Regions from separate parts of the Homo sapiens genome. Here region 2 is linked to region 1. A link is a loop called in an ENCODE intact Hi-C map of the cell type or tissue named here. Cell type or tissue: IMR-90. All regions are shown on one strand.

Region 1 (8,000 bases):
TTCATCCCAGTCTATTCTAAGGATCCGTAAGTAGCTAGTAAATATAATGCTTTAAGAGCATTTTTCCCAAGGAATATCCCACAGTATCTTCATAAATATTCACTTGGTATTCCTTCAAAATTAGTTTCTCAGCAAGATTTCTGCTTCCTTTTTAGCAAATATATTTTTTATGAATGTTTTTAAGAGGAGAGTTATAGTGTCACTAATTCAGAAGTTGCCTATTATAAAGGAAGGAGAGAGAAAAAGTCAGCCTCAGAAAACTTTTGTCTTTTGCTTACAGTAAGTGATATTCATACTCCTCCAATTTTGAAAAAATAATCTAACAATGATTGTCTATCCTAGGCTGCTTTTGGATATACTGTTAGTTTCTAAAGCATCTCTGTTTTTTGTTTGTTTGTTTGTTTTTTGTTCTTTGAGACGGAGTCTCGCTCTTTCGCCCAGGCTGGAGTGCAGTGGCGCGATCTCAGCTCACTGCAAGCTCCGCCTCCCGGGTTCACGCCATTCTCCTGCCTCAGCCTCCCGAGTAGCTGGGACTATAGGCGCCCACCACGGCGCCCGGCTAATTTTTTGTATTTTTAGTAGAGACCGGGTTTCACCATGTTAGCCAGGGTGGTCTCGATCTCCTGACCTCCTGATCCACCCGCCTCGGCTTCCCAAAGTGCTGGGATTACAGGCATGAGCCACCGCGTCCGGCCGCATCTTTGGTTTTTAAAAATCATTTTTTCTGCGTTTATATCCAAGAGTAACGTTCCTTCTTCTTCTACGTATCTCATTACTGAATGAGGTCTAGCTTAGGAGTATAGAAAACCCAGAGGAAAAACTGGCAATTAAAAATCCCAACAAGAGAATGCTGGATAACAACACTTTTTTCTCTATAAACCACTTTATTTTAAATTTGTGAATAGTACTGACCTACACTAAGCTTCGTAGAGTTTTTTAAATACTTGTCTTTTTAAAAATAGAAAGTCACCAATGCTTCAATTAATTGTAAAATTCCGAGGTGCTTCAAATTTTCTAGTGAAAGTTAAAAGTGTAAACATATTTTCAAAATTTACCTGTTTTTTCCCTGTAAAATAAGTGATGCCTTGGCAGAGAATATGCATTCTTGCCCAAAGTGCCTACAGTTTGCCTGACTCACTCTGCCTGGGATAGTTCCATCCTGAAGTTCAGTGAGCTCTGAATTTTCACTCTGCAAAGTAAATGAAAAATTTTGGTGTAACAGGCAGAGATTTTGCCACCAACCATCTGTTTGTATTAATTGGATTTGTGAAATGAAATTCCTGCATGGTTTAATGAGAATAATATGCTAAAAACCTCGTTGAACTCCATCTCATGCAGACAGACTTCACCAGACAAAGGATGTAAAACCCCTGCTATTCCTCAGCACTCTGGGCCTTGTAATTAGTGACATGCATGGCAACAACACACCCAGCATGCCTGTGCTTTTCACTTTGGGTTGTATAGTTGCAAATGAAAAATAGGACCCATATTTTGTCAATAAAATTTATATTTGGGGAAATATAAATTATTATAACTTATAAATATTAACCATTCCAGGGCATAAGACTCTGCAAAATGACCTAATTCACAAACATTTTCAGTCTTTAATAAATTTATGATGGATAATTTTAAGTAGTTTACCATATTAGAAATTTATAATGTCAGGCAATACATTTTTAATAGTAAAAATGTGTTATTTCTGAGATAATGCGACATATTGTTCCTTAGCATAAAGGCCTAGATCCAGTAGTTATCATCACAAAAATAATAATCACAATAATCACATGTATTATATGACTTTCATGCTACGGAGTTTTATGATCAATATGTAACAGATAATCTGTTTTCTATGGAATTCTCTAATTATAGATTTTAAGAATATTTTAGTAAAATTTAAAGCATCCATTTCTGCAATATTAGTAAAATTGAAGGATAAGTGAATTTGTGCCTGTCTGTTGGAAGCTTAGTGGCCATACTTAATGACTCATTGAAATTATCCATTAATGAGTCCTGAACCAACTTTCTGAAAACAATTACTTTGACGTTACTATGCTAAGTGAGGAGGATGCAAAAGTGAATAATGTCTAGTAGTCACTGCCCTAAGTCTGTTAAGAGAAACACATGTATAGAGCAGACATTCACAATTCAATACAGTGTGCACAAAGTGATGTTGACGTAGGGAATCAGAGACTGTTTTCCTGTAGATTCTATGAGGATTATATCATATGGAGAGAACAGTTCAACCACAAAGGAAAAAAAGGGTGTATCACGAAGATAATGAAGATATTTCATCATTGAATAACATGCATGGACCATATCAGTATGTCATATGATATTACATACTCTTTCCTGGTAATAATAATATTTCCAGGTAATTGAAGCCAGGAGAAAAATTGTGAAATTTGAAGATAAAATTATAAGATCAATAACTTTCTTTTTTGGCACAGAGTAAAAGGCAGATATTGGCAATCTGTAAGTATTTGTTGAATAAAAGAATACACGTTACACATTTTTGTATAAAATGGATCATTTAAGATTTGCAATGAGCCTACAAAAGACATAAAGAGACACAAAAAAGAGATAAAGAACCTACAAAAGAGATAAAGCATTATGACCTCCATTTGAGATAATACAGTTTAAGATAACAGACTTTAAAAGAATCAACCAAGATCACCCATATAGTAAGTGACTGAGTAGGGACTCAAACATGTTTTGATTTCAAAGGCAGCCACTTTCTATCACATAATACCCCTTCTACCTACACTTTGTTTATATATTCAAATTTCAAGATGTCTGGAGAGCAAGAAAATGTGTTTAGGACAAAGATAAGCGAGAAGTAGAAACCCTACTTTACTTTGAAATTTATCGCCAAATCCCCTATCAAAATCAGGGATAGCTTCATGAACACATGTAGTATGCAAGAATATATGTAATGTAATTCAACATCGGAGTCACTTTCCTCTAAGCAAAGAACTCTTGAGTCAGAAAACAATGACTGTAACACTGAGAAAGTAAGTCCTTGAACATTTTCTTAGTCTTTCTCCAATATGAAAATTCACTTATCAGATTAGTCCTGTTAACACTGTCTAAACAACCTCAGAACGCTTGGGAGAGACAGAATCACATTCACAGGGGGTTCATTGTAGTGAGGGTCTCAGTGATAGTGGAATATATATAGATGAGCGTTGAGAGCGCCACCTTGTGGCCAACATGGAGGAAGACAATCTGGCAGGAGAGCACCATAGGTGGCCAGGAAGTCAGGAACAAGCACAGATGATGAAAGTTTGAAGGTAGGTTGGGGGACGGGGAGGAAAGGCAAAAATGGAAAAACTCATTATTTTACTTATGCCTCGTCATACTTAAAGCCTGGGCTTTAAAAGAGAAGTGTAGGCATGGGACTATTATATTTTCCAATATTTTCCCCAGACTGTTTTAGAGTTTTAAAGAAGCCATAATCCATTGTGCTTCAGAGGAAGAATATGACATAGTGATGTAATATCTGAGATCATGCAGTTACTTGTAAAATTTCCTGTGTCATGGCCACAGTTTCCCAAGTTAGACCAGAACGAAAGTTACCAAGAGTAAAGCAGTGGATTGCTTTGCTAGTAAGTTCTCTAGTAAAATAAACAAGAAAAACTGTATTTTAAAAATAAGATAGTAGGACTCACAGGTAATATGGCTGAATAGGAACAGCTCCAGTCTGCAGCTCCCAGCAAGACCAATGCAGAAGGCAGGTGATTTCTGCATATCCAACTGAGGTACCCAGCTCATCTCACTGGGACTGGTTAGACAGTGGGTGCAGCCCACAGAGGGTGAGCCAAAACAGGGTGGAACGTTGCCTCACCTGGGAAGCACAAGGGGTAGGGGAACTCCCTCCCCTAGCCAGGGGAAGCCGTGAGGGACTGTGCCGTGAGGGATGGAGCTATCCGGCCCAGATACTACACTTTTCCCATGGTCTTCATAACCCACAGACCAGGAGATTCCCTTGGGTGCTGACACCACCAGGGCCCTGGGTTTCAAGCACAAAACTGGGCAGCCATTTGGGCAGACACCGAGCTAGCTGCAGGAATTTCTTTTGTACCCCAGTGGAACCCGGAACGCCAGAAAGACAGAACCCTCCACTCCCCTGGAAAGGGGGCTGAAGCCAGGGAGCCAAGTGGTCTTCCTCAGTGGATCCCACCCCCACAGAGCCCAACAAGCTAAGACCCACTGGCTTGAAATTCTCGCTGCTAGCACAGCAGTCTGAAGTCCAGCTGGGACACTCAAGCCTGGGGGGAGGGGCGTCCACCATTACTGAGGCTTGAGTAGGCGGTTTTCCCCTCACAGTGTAAACAAAGCCTCTGGGAAGTTCAGACTGGGCAGAGCCAACCACCGCACCGCAAACCCACTGTAGCCAGACAGCCTCTCTAGATTCCTCCTCTCTGGGCAGGGCATCTCTGAAAAAAAGGCAGCAGCCCCAGTCAGGAGCTTATAGATAAAACTGCCATCTGCCTGGGACAGAGGACCTGGGGGAAGGGGTGGCTGTGGGCACAGCTTCAGCTGACTTAAACATTCCTGCCTGCCAGCTCTGAAGAGAGCAGAGGATCTCTCAGCACAGCACTCAAGCTCTGCTAAGGGACAGACTGCCTCCTCAAGTGTGTCCCTGACCCCTGTGCTTCCTGACGGGGAGACATCTCCCAGCAGGGGTCAACAGACACCTCCTATAGGAGAACTCCAGCTGGCATCTGGAGAGTGCCTCTCTGGGACAAAGCTTCCAGAGGAAGGAGCAGGCAGCAATCTTTGCTGTTCTGCAGCCTCCGCTGGTGATACCCAGGCAAACACGGTCTGGATTGGACCTCCAGGAAACTCCAGCAGACCTGCAGAAGAGATGCCTGACTGTTAGAAGGAAAACTAACAAACAGAAACAATAGCATCAACATTGACAGAAAGGACAACCACTCAAAAACCCCATCTGAAGGTCACCAACATCAAAGACCAAAGGCAGACAAATCCACAAAGATGAGGAAAAAACAGTGCAAAAAGGCTAAAAATTCCAACGACCAGGATGCCTCTTCTCCTCCAAAGGATCACACCTCCTCACCAGCAAGGGAACAAAACTGGACAGAGAAGGAGTTTGACAAATTGACAGAAGTAGGCTTCAGAACGTGGGTAATAACAAACTCATCTGAGCTAAAGGAGCATGTTCTAACCTAATGCAAGCAAGCTAAGAAACTTGCTAAAAGGTTACAGGAAGTGCTAAACAGAATAACCAGTTTAGAGAAGAACATAAATAACCTGATGGAGCTGAAAAACACAGCATGAGAACCTAGTGAATCATGCATAATTATCAGTAGCCGAATCAATCAAGCATAAGAAAGGATATCAGATTGAAGACCAACTTAATGAAATAAGGCTTGAAGACAAGATTAGAGACAAAAGAATGAAAAGGAACAAAGCCTACAAGGAATATAGGACTATGTGAAAATACCAAACCTACGTTTCACTGCTGTACCTGAAGGTGACAGGGAGAATGGGATGAAGTTGGAAAACACACTTCAGGATATTATCCAGGAGAACTTCTCCAACCTAGCAAGACAGGCCAACATTCAAATTCAGGAAATACAGAGAACACCACAAAGATATTCCTTGAGAAGAGCAACCCCAAGACACATAACCGACAGATTCACCGAGTTCGAAATGAAGGAAAATATGTTAAGGGCAGCCAGAGAGAAAGGTCAGGTTACCCACAAAGGGAAGCCCATCAGAGTAACAGCAGATCTCTCTGCAGAAACTCTACAAGCCAAAAGAGAGTGGAGGCCAAAATTCAATATTCTTAAAGAAAAGAATTTTCAACCCAGAATTTCATATCCAGCCAAACTAAGCTTCATATGTGAAGGAGAAATAAAATCCTTTACATAAAAGCAAATGCTGAGGGATTTTGTCACCACCAGGCCTGCCTTACAAGAGCTCCTGAAGGAAGCACTAAATATGGAAAAGAAAAACTAGTAGCAGCCACTGCAAAAACATAACAAAATGCAAAGACCATCGACACTATGAAGAAACTGCATCAACTAGTGGGCAAAATAACCAGCTAGGATCATAATGACAGGATCAAATTCACACATAGCAATATTAACCTTAAATGTAAATGGAATGAATGCCCCAATTAAAAGACACAGACTGGCAAATTGAATAAAGAGTCAAGACTCATCGTTGTGCTGTATTCAGCAGACCCATCTCACATGCGAAAACACACATAGGCTCAAAATAAAAGGATGGAGAAATATTTACCAAGCAAATGGAGAGGAAAAAAAAACAGGAGTTGTAATCTTAGTCTCTGAAAAAACAGACGTTAAACCAACAAAGATCAAAAAAGACAAAGAAGGGCATTATATAATGGTAAAGGGATCAATGCAACAAGAAGAGCTAATTATCCTAAACATGGATGCACCCAATACAGAAGCACCCAGATTTATAAAGCAAGTTCTAAGAAACCTGCAAAGAGACTTAGACTCCCACATAATAATAGTGGGAGACTTTAACACCCCACTGTTAATATTAGGCAGATCAACAAGACAAAAAATTAACAAGGGTATTCAGGAGTTGAACTCAGCTCTGGACCAAGCGGACCTAATAGACATCTACAGAACTCTCCACCTCAAATCAACACAATATACATTTTTCTCAGCACCACATTGCACTTATTCTAAAATTGACCACAAAATTGGAAGTAAAACACTCCTCGCAAATGCAAAATAACGGAACCCTCTCTCAGACCACAGTGCAGTCAAATTAGAACTCAGGATTAAGAAACTCACTCAAAACCACACAACAACAGAGAAACTGAATGACCTGCTCCTGAATGACTACTGGGTAAATGACATAATTAAGGGAGAAATAAATAAGTTATTTGAAATCAGTGAGAACAAAGACACAATGTACCAAAATCTCTGGGACACAGCTAAAGCAGTGTTTAGAGGGAAATTTATAGCACTAAATGCCCACAGGAGAAAGCAGGAAAGATCTAAAATCGACACTTTAAATCACAATGAAAAGAACTAGAGCAAGAGCTAACAAATTCAAAAGCTAGCAGAAGACAAGAAATAACTAAGATCAGAGCGGAACTGAAGGAGATAGAGACACGAAAAACCCTTCAAGGGATCAATGAATCTGGGAGCTGGTTTTTTGAAAAGATTAACAAAATAGATAGACCACTAGCCAGAATGATGAAGAAGAAAAGAGAGAAGAATCAAATAGACACAATAAAAAATGATAAAGGGGATATCACCACTGATCCCACAGAAATACAAACTACCACCAGAAAATACTATAAACACCTCTACACAAATAAACTAGAAAATCTAGAAGAAATGGATAAATTCCTGGACACATACACCCTCCCAAGACTAAACCAGAAAGAAGTTGAATCACTGAATAGAGCAATAACAAGTTCTGAAATTGAGGCAATAATTAATAGCCTTCCACTAAAGAAAAGCTCAGGGCCAGAGAGATTCACAGCTGAATTCTACCAGAGGTACAAAGACGAGCTGGTACCATTCCTTCTAAAGTCTTTTTATGAAGCCAGCATCATCCTGATGACAAAACCTAGGAAACATAACACAAAACACAAAAAAGAAAATTTCAGGCCAATATCCCTAATGAATATTGATGTGAAAATCCTCAATAAAATACTGGCAAACTGAATCCAGCAGCACATTAATAAGCTTATCCACCATGATCAAGTGGGCTTCATCCCTGGGAAACAAGGCTGGTTCAACATGTGCAAATCAATAAACGTAATCCATCGCATAAATAGAACCAATGACAAAAACCACTTGATTCTCTCAATAGATGCAGAAAAGTCCTTTGATAAAATTCAACACCCCTTCATGCTAAAAGCACTCAATAAACTAGGTAGTGACGGAACGTATCTCAAAATAATAAGAGCTATTTGTGACAAATCCACAGCCAATATCATGCTGAATTGGCAAAAGCTGGACGCATTCCCTTTGAAAACCAGC
Region 2 (8,000 bases), 200 kb before region 1:
CTACAATGTAATTAATGTCATTTCAAAATATTTATTATTTTTAGAGAATGAGTTAATGTGGAGAGTCCTTTAGAAACAGAAAAAGTCCTTTAGATAAAGAAAAGTAAATTAATGTGAAGAAAATTTTAAAATGTCATAGAGAAACATGGCATTGAGGGAGTAGTTTGGGTTAATAATGACTATACAGTTCATCTGCCCCGTGCGACTCTTCTCCTGCCACATATAGTGATATGTGTGAGACTATGCAGAAGGCAGATGGGTGATTTTATTCAGATTTTTCCAGAACACGTGCATTTAAAACATATCATAATAAGGGGGTTTAAGAGATTTCCAAGAGAATGATTGAAATGATAGAGCATGGAATCTAAGTGAACAGGGAATAAACTAAGGACAGGGAAAAGGGAGGAAGAGAAAAAAGAGAGGTCAGTAAACTAGAGGTCCTGATGTGATTCACAGCCACTCATTGCATAAGTAATTAAATAAGAAAGCAAGAAACAGGAGATGGTGGTCAGAGAGTATAAGTGATACAGTATTTCAGGGTAACTTCTTAGGGCCTTACTATAAAGTGGATCAGGAAAATGGACTAGAATTGAAGATCACTGTTGATGGTGAAGTCAAAGCTAGTTTTCTATGTGGATTTTGAAATCAGCTACATTGACAATAGGAGTTGAAGCAAACGGGAAAACTTTGAACTTGATATCAGTATATTCAGTAAATTAAGGTTAAAATTATATAAATTGTACAATAGTAACTGGCAAAAATTAGAAGGGGTGGAGTGTTCCAAACGTAGAGGAGTAGAGGTTTTTGCAAAAGAGGGATAGATATGTCCTGGATATAACAAAGGGAATCCAGAAGGAGTCTTGCCTCCCATTATATGAGCTTTAAGAGCATAACTTCTACTAATTTAATCCTTTCTTCCCTTCTTTATTTTTCTCTTTTTTTAGTTAGAGTCTCATTCTATTACCCAGGCTACATGATCTGAGCTCACTGCAACATCAACCTCCCTGGCTCAAGGCATCCTCACACCTCAGCATCCCAAGTAGCTGGAGCTACAGGTGTGCACCACCATGCCTGGCTAATTTTTGTATTTTTTGTAGAGATGGGGTTTTGTCATGTTGCGCAGGCTGGTCTTGAACTTCTGAGCTCAAGCCATGAACCTTTAGCCTCCCAAAGTACCGGGATTGCAGGCGTGAGCCACCATGTCTGGCTAATTTAATCCTTTCATTATACAAGACCATCGGCGAGTTGTGTGTTTGGACCACATTGCTTTCCCCATTGTCTTCTATACAATGTTAGAGAACCAAAAAACCAAGCACAAGGTTGACCCAATAACTGTGGATTGGGCATTAGAAAAGAGGAATGATTGTGAGTATACTTTAATAAGACAGAGACAACAGAATATAGCAATTAGGAGTGTTATACCTTGGATGGGTTTTGAAAGAAAATGGCCTGATCTCAAAATATAAAGAGAAGAAAATGAGATAATAACCAAAGATTTTTCAGAAATGATAAAAAAAACCCAAATATAGGAAATAAATGTATCCTAGCAAAACTATCTTTATAAAAAGGAAAATGAAGTAAAATATTTTACAGCAATAAAATGTCTGATAGTTCAGCATCATTAGACTATCATTGAAGTAATTTCAAAATATGAACTTGAAGGCGAAAGAAAATGACCACAGAAGGAAAGTACGGGGTGCAAGATAAAATGATTATCAAAGAAAACATGAAGTATCAAAGAAAACATGAGGAATCAAAGAAACTCAGAGTGAGCCTAAACAGTGATTTATACTGATTTAATTTCTGTTACATAGAAAATCCAAGAAATTCTGGTTGATTTAAACCAGTAAGTTAAAAAAAATCACAAAATAAATACAAACTTCTTGAGACAAAAACAGATAATTACAACTGTGTAAGATTCATATAAACATCAGATTTTTCATTAATAGCTTTGGATGTCAGAAAAGTATCAAACAGTGGTTCCAAAGTTATTAGGGAAAATGACTTTGAATGGATGCCGTCTCTAGACAAATCTTAAATTAAGTGTGAAGGTAGAATAATGACTTTTTTTGAATTCATGGACTTAGAAAAGATTCATCACATAACTGCTACATTAAAAGTACATTATTCTGTCATTTTAAAAAGTGGGAGAGGGAGAAATGAGAAACTCCAGGAAAATTGAAAACTACACAAATATTTTATTTTCCAAATATGAAGCAAACTAAAATGTGGGCACAATTTTAAACCAACTGATAGACTGATGAAAAATAATATTTAATTATGTATTAATGTGTACTGTGTTATACTTTGAGTGATTCAGAGGTCATGGTATTGAAACACTAAAAAAGAAAATATTATTGTGAAATACAACTTGGACTTGCAGTTAATGTCTCTGCAAAATAATAACAATAAAAATAAGGTTCATTGGTTTTCCACTTTTAGCTCATCTTGCAATGCAGACTTACTTATGATCACGGAGCAATTGTAAATTTTATTAATTTTGTCCATGTCAAACTGATGTGCTGAGGATAGAAAAATTATAATAAGGAAAAGAAAAAAAAAGATTAGGAGTAAGATATGATATAGAAGGGAATTTGGTGATTATAATTGAAAAAATAAATATATAAGTACATTAAACAGAGATATACAGCTAAGCAATAATTTAAATAATGATCAAAAATATTTGATGAAGACAATGATGAGAAGTGGAGAACTCCCTGCGTGATCAAAATTTGCAGCTTCCGCAGTGGACAGTTAATAGGTAACACAGTCTGTAAATCAAGAAATGGAGAATATGTATGAAGATAATGTAAAAAAAAAGAAATAATTACTAGATTATGTTTCTTACATTGGGCTAGATATGAAGTGGTGGCAAAGGTGCAAAGAAAATCTTTTTTATGATGTCATCTGTATTATATGAATCTATAAGATATTATTTTGATTAGAGTACTTAAAACATATGGAAATTAATACCAGTAACATTATTTTTTAAATAAGATTTCTCCATCATGTGATAAGCATTTAAAGATCCAAAGATGAGTAAAGTGAAAAATTTGTTTTACTTTTTTCAAGTTTATATTATTCTTCAAGAGAAATGCGACAAATAAATGTAAATAATCCATGCAAGTTCAAAATTTTTCAAATGTATTTCAATACATATTATTGTATTTTTGTTTTCAATCTTATTTAAATAACTGTTTTTAAGAAAGACTAAAGGAAAACTCTGCACTCTTTTTATATATTTTTCCAGTTTTAATATTTTTCACAAAAGTTTCTTTCATTTTTTTCAAATTATTATACAGAATTCATATGTAAATCTCAAAAATGGAAAGAAAGAAAACCCAAATTCTCCTCATTATGAAGTGTGGAATGTAAAAAAACCAGAACACTGAGATTATGATAATTTTCCTATCAAATATATATTTGTGTTATTACTCCTTAACTTCTGATGTATTTTTCCATATGAGTATGAAACATGAAAAATTGGTACACAGACAGAAGCTCTAAGATCCACTCATTGTGAACTCTGCATAATTTTGGAAATAATGTCTTTAAAGTCTTTTTTTCTGGTTAGCTTTCAAGTGCTATTTTAAAAGTTGCAAGACATGAAGAACCAGATGCATACATTCCCTTCACATGGATTTTCAATTTAATTCCTCATAGTTGTTTCTTGTCTCTGGGATGCTAATACGGTCTATTTTGTGTCAATGCACAATTTGTACAATGTTTCTTTTTAACTATCTCTTTCTTTGGTGATATGGTTAGTAATTTTATTCTAAAAATATTTTTAAAATATTTACTTACTATTTCTAATATACACCATGATCGTCATTAATTTGCTAGGAAACAAAAGCAGAATATATTAGGAAAACTGAATTAGCGTGTTTAATTTTAATGTGCCTCCAAACACTTTTTTTGTTATAGTATACTAAGCTTATGGGGAAAGTGCTCCAACTGACAGATTATTATTGAGAAGGATGTAAGGGAAAGCCTGTTTTTATTAATACCTTTTCACAAATACTAGCCTCAAGGTATTAGAATAAAATGCAATGTGTGAGTTTAAGTGTTGAATAATATGCTAGGTTGCTGTAAAGGAATATGCTTAACAAAGTATTTCCCCTTTGAAATATTATTATTTTTTCCCCAGGAAACCAGCCGGACAGTAAAGAAATGTTCTTCTTTTTTACCAAATTACAGAATTCATTTATGTCCTGTGGGCAAAGGTAAACACACAGTAATCATAGCTCAGAATCTTCTCATTCAAGAAATGCCCATCAAGCACCCTAATGATGTCTTGTTTATGTTGATGATTTATTGTTTTCTTCGAACACGTCTGAAATATTTTACAATTCAGCTGGTTCTGGCGGTTTCCAAGCATTTTCCCAGCCTCAGAGAGGAGTACTTGCCCCGCCTTCTGCAGAGCTGGCTGACAAAGGCAGTGTCCTGGCCTTTGGCCAGGCGCTTGTCTCTAGCATGCTCCTCACATTTCTGATTTGCGCAGGGAGTACTGAGCACTGCAACCTCAAAAGCATATTAGACTGCAAAACTCCATTCAAGTGAATGCTGTTCTAGCATAAAAAAAAAATACACACTATTTTTTAAACTAAAAGTTGGAAGAAAAACATATATGTTCAGCAAAACACACGCAACAGGCTACAATGCAAATGATATATATATATAAGAATATAAGCTTTTAAACTGAAGGTTTATAAATATAAACAATAAATTAAAAAATTTATAAGGAAAACTTTTTTTGTTTTTTTTGTTTTTTTGTTTTTTGCCTAAGAGTCTCTCTCTGTTGCCCAGGCTGGAGTGCAATGGTGCGATCTCGACTCACTGCAACCTCCACTTCTCAGGTTCAAGCGATTCTCTTCCCTCAGCCTCCCGAATAGCTGGGATTACAGGGGCCCACCACCTCGCCTGGCTAATTCTTGTATTTTTAAGACAGGATTTCACCATGTTGGCCAGGCTGGTCTTGAACTCCTGACCTCAGGTGATCCGCCCACCTTGGCCTCCCAAAGTGTTGGAATTACAGGCGTGAGCCATCGTGCTTGGCCAAGGAAAACATTTTAATTAATAAAGAGATACATAAATCTGTTGAAGCGTTGCCTGAAATTTCTGGATTAATAAGCTTGAAATGTTAGACATTTAATTAAAATAAATGTTCTGTTTATCCCACGATATCTAAGCCCCCTTCTCTTTGTCTGGCTGTTAATGCTGTCATGACTGCTGATGAAAATCAAAATCCTCTATAGAAGTAAAAAACATTTACAGGTATTAGAGAGATTTTAAACAAATTATTTTGGATATAATGTCATGGAAAAATTATTTTTCACAAATCATTTTAAATATTTTTCTTCTAAAGTATTACATTACATCTAGAACCTTAACATAAAGAGAAAAAACAGAATAACAATTGGTAGTGTTTGAAGCAATAATTAGCTCAAAAGATTTCAGTATAAATGTCTTCATTGTAATCTCCCAAAAAACATCATCTTTTCAAACTGTTGTCAGAAATGAAATGAACTATGAGTCCAATATACAACAATATTTCTTCCTTTACTACACAATACAAACATGAATAGGAAAATGTAACTTTATGCTTTGGTATATCATACTCATGATGCTCAGGATTCATCAACAAAGATTAAGCAATACGTTTACTATACATAAAAAAATTTAATACCACTTTAATTTTCCAAAGTAGACAAAATATTGTAGATAATATCCATAATTTTGAAAGCCAGTCTTTGAAGTATATTTTATTACCAGAAGTATTTGAACTGCTTATCTCCTGTTAAATAAAAGACTGACTAGAAATTTGTATTTATTAGCTAAAGGACTCACAACTATGTGGTTAGAATTTCATTCAAGCACTAAATTTCAAAAAAGTTAACCTTGATATTAATTAATAGATATATCATTTTTAGTAAATTAAGTAAATGAAAGAACAGAAATACAAGATAACTTTTCAAAGTTACAATATTTCACATGGAAACCAAATGTATAGTATGCATGCTGCTTAACTATGGATGTCTTGGTCATCAGCCATTCTATGCGGCTTCATAGTATTAGCATTCTCACCAGTCCTAATTCAAAATTAATTGCCTGAAACACTCAGATGCCAGTGTTATCCAACAAGTAGACCTTCAATGTTAAAAATGTAAGCTAATAAATATGTTGATACTCTTAGTTTTAAAAATAATAGACTAAAAGATACATAAATTAGTCAATAGAAAGCATTAAGGAGTTTACCCTGTAACTTACCCATTCTTGATTCTGAAAATAAAGACTGGGTTAAAGTTCTGAACATATATCCTATGAAGTTTTTTCTTTTGCAAGAATAAAATAATTTGTTCACAAGCACAGAAAATATTTTGTAATTGAAAGAAGATATTTTATTGATTCAGTTCTTAATTTTTAGGACTAGATGTGCATGTATTAACAATAACAAATTAATGTTTAAAAAATAATTTATAAACATCAATGTTAACTGAAGAGAATTTCTGTTTGTACATGTTATCAGTGATGTGAAATTTGATTCTTGAGAGCCATGTGTTCAGTCTGTCTCTCTTTGCTTATCTCTAAGACAATTTATATTGTGCCATCTGGAAGGAAGACAGGAAAAACCAAAACAAAATCCAGTTCAAAACTGTATATTCGATTGGAAAAAAAATCAATGCCTCCTTGGGATTTTTTTGAGATTTTACCTACCTCTGCTCTTTTCATTCATTGACATAATTTTTTGTATTTCTGGATGCCGAATTTTGGAAATCTTGTGTTTGATATGGGTCTAATTTCTCAGATAATCTTTTTACACAGTAACATATGTTTTGGAATCTATCCAGGAGAGATATTTCTGTCTTCTGAGAGAAGGATTACACTGTTCTACCCTAAGGAGTTTCTCTTCAAGTATGGCAAAATAATCTCCTAACAATTGAATCATCTCAAAACAACCATAAAATCTGGATACAATTTTTAAAAACTTGAAAGTTTAAAAAAGCTGTACTATTTTTTGTGGGGTTGGGGGAGTTGGTTAAAACTCTGAAGATGGTTATAGCAAGGAGTGTTTCTCATTTTTATGAATTTAGTTTGAAGACCGACCACAGTCCCACTGTGGCCCAGGGAAGTTTAAACTCTGGTAGAAACCCACATTCTTTCTAACCTAGAGAATCAGAACACAGAGCCTGGGCCAATCATGCTCTAAAAATGAGGGAATTCTGGGAAAAGAAAGCATGGAAGAAATCATCAAGTTATGTATATAAACTCTGTCCAAATCCATGGCTAACCACTGAATTATGCAAGCATGGGGAAAACTCAAAGCAGCTATCAGTTAAAGCTACATGGAAAAAACTGAGAGTTGAGTTGCTGCCTTAAACACACAATAAAAATGTTGAGGCTTGAGGATAAGCAAGGTAGTTTTTGGTTTTCTAAAAGAATTTAAACATCCTTTATAGGAATATAACAAAATGTACAGCCTCAATAATATAACTGTAACAATGTTCCGGATACATTGGAAAATTACTCACATAAACAGAACCAAGAATATACGACTTTCTTAAAGGAAAATAAAATAAGCAGAGGCTAGACTCAAGATGATCCAGATGTTAGGTTGTCAAACACAAACCTCTTGTTTCCAGATTTATTGAGGTATAATTGACCAATAAATACTGTAAATACTTAAGGTATAAAATGTGAAAAATTTTAATATGCGTACTTTGTTAAACTGATTACCACAATCAAGTTAATTCATTCATCACCTTATATAGTTACCACTGTGTGTGTGTGTGTGTGTGTGTGTTTGTGTGGTGAGAGCACGCAAGATCTACTCTTAGAAAATTTCAAATATACAGTACAGTATTAATTAATGTCATAACGCTCAACATTAGATCACCAGAATTTATTCATCTTATAATTGAAAGCTTGTACCCCTTGACCAACATATTCCAATTTCCCCCACCTTCCAGCCCCTGGTAACCACTATTCTCCTCCTTGATTCT

What was found. Peaks named below come from ENCODE experiments on the same cell type or tissue, not always from the same donor. Only the 100,000 strongest peaks of a DNase experiment are listed, where the experiment ranks them.
Region 2: it touches region 1 in a loop (2.5-fold over the local background); 2 of 110 quality-filtered maps call a loop at or near these places.

What each region holds. Positions count from the first base shown.
Region 1 is chr7:80,016,163-80,024,162 of GRCh38, forward strand. No RefSeq gene overlaps it. Among named protein-coding and RNA genes, the nearest start is that of GNAI1, 110 kb to the right of the region's middle. RefSeq lists an enhancer at 3,604-4,109. In IMR-90, a CTCF peak has its summit at 3,206 (motif pointing left); a DNase peak (open chromatin) is centred at 3,089.
Region 2 is chr7:79,816,186-79,824,185 of GRCh38, forward strand. The region is part of intron 2 of LOC105375371 (a long non-coding RNA gene); the gene reads left to right. Among named protein-coding and RNA genes, the nearest start is that of GNAI1, 310 kb to the right of the region's middle. In IMR-90, no CTCF peak of the experiment used is centred here; DNase peaks (open chromatin) are centred at 4,456 and 7,286; H3K27ac peaks cover 712 bases.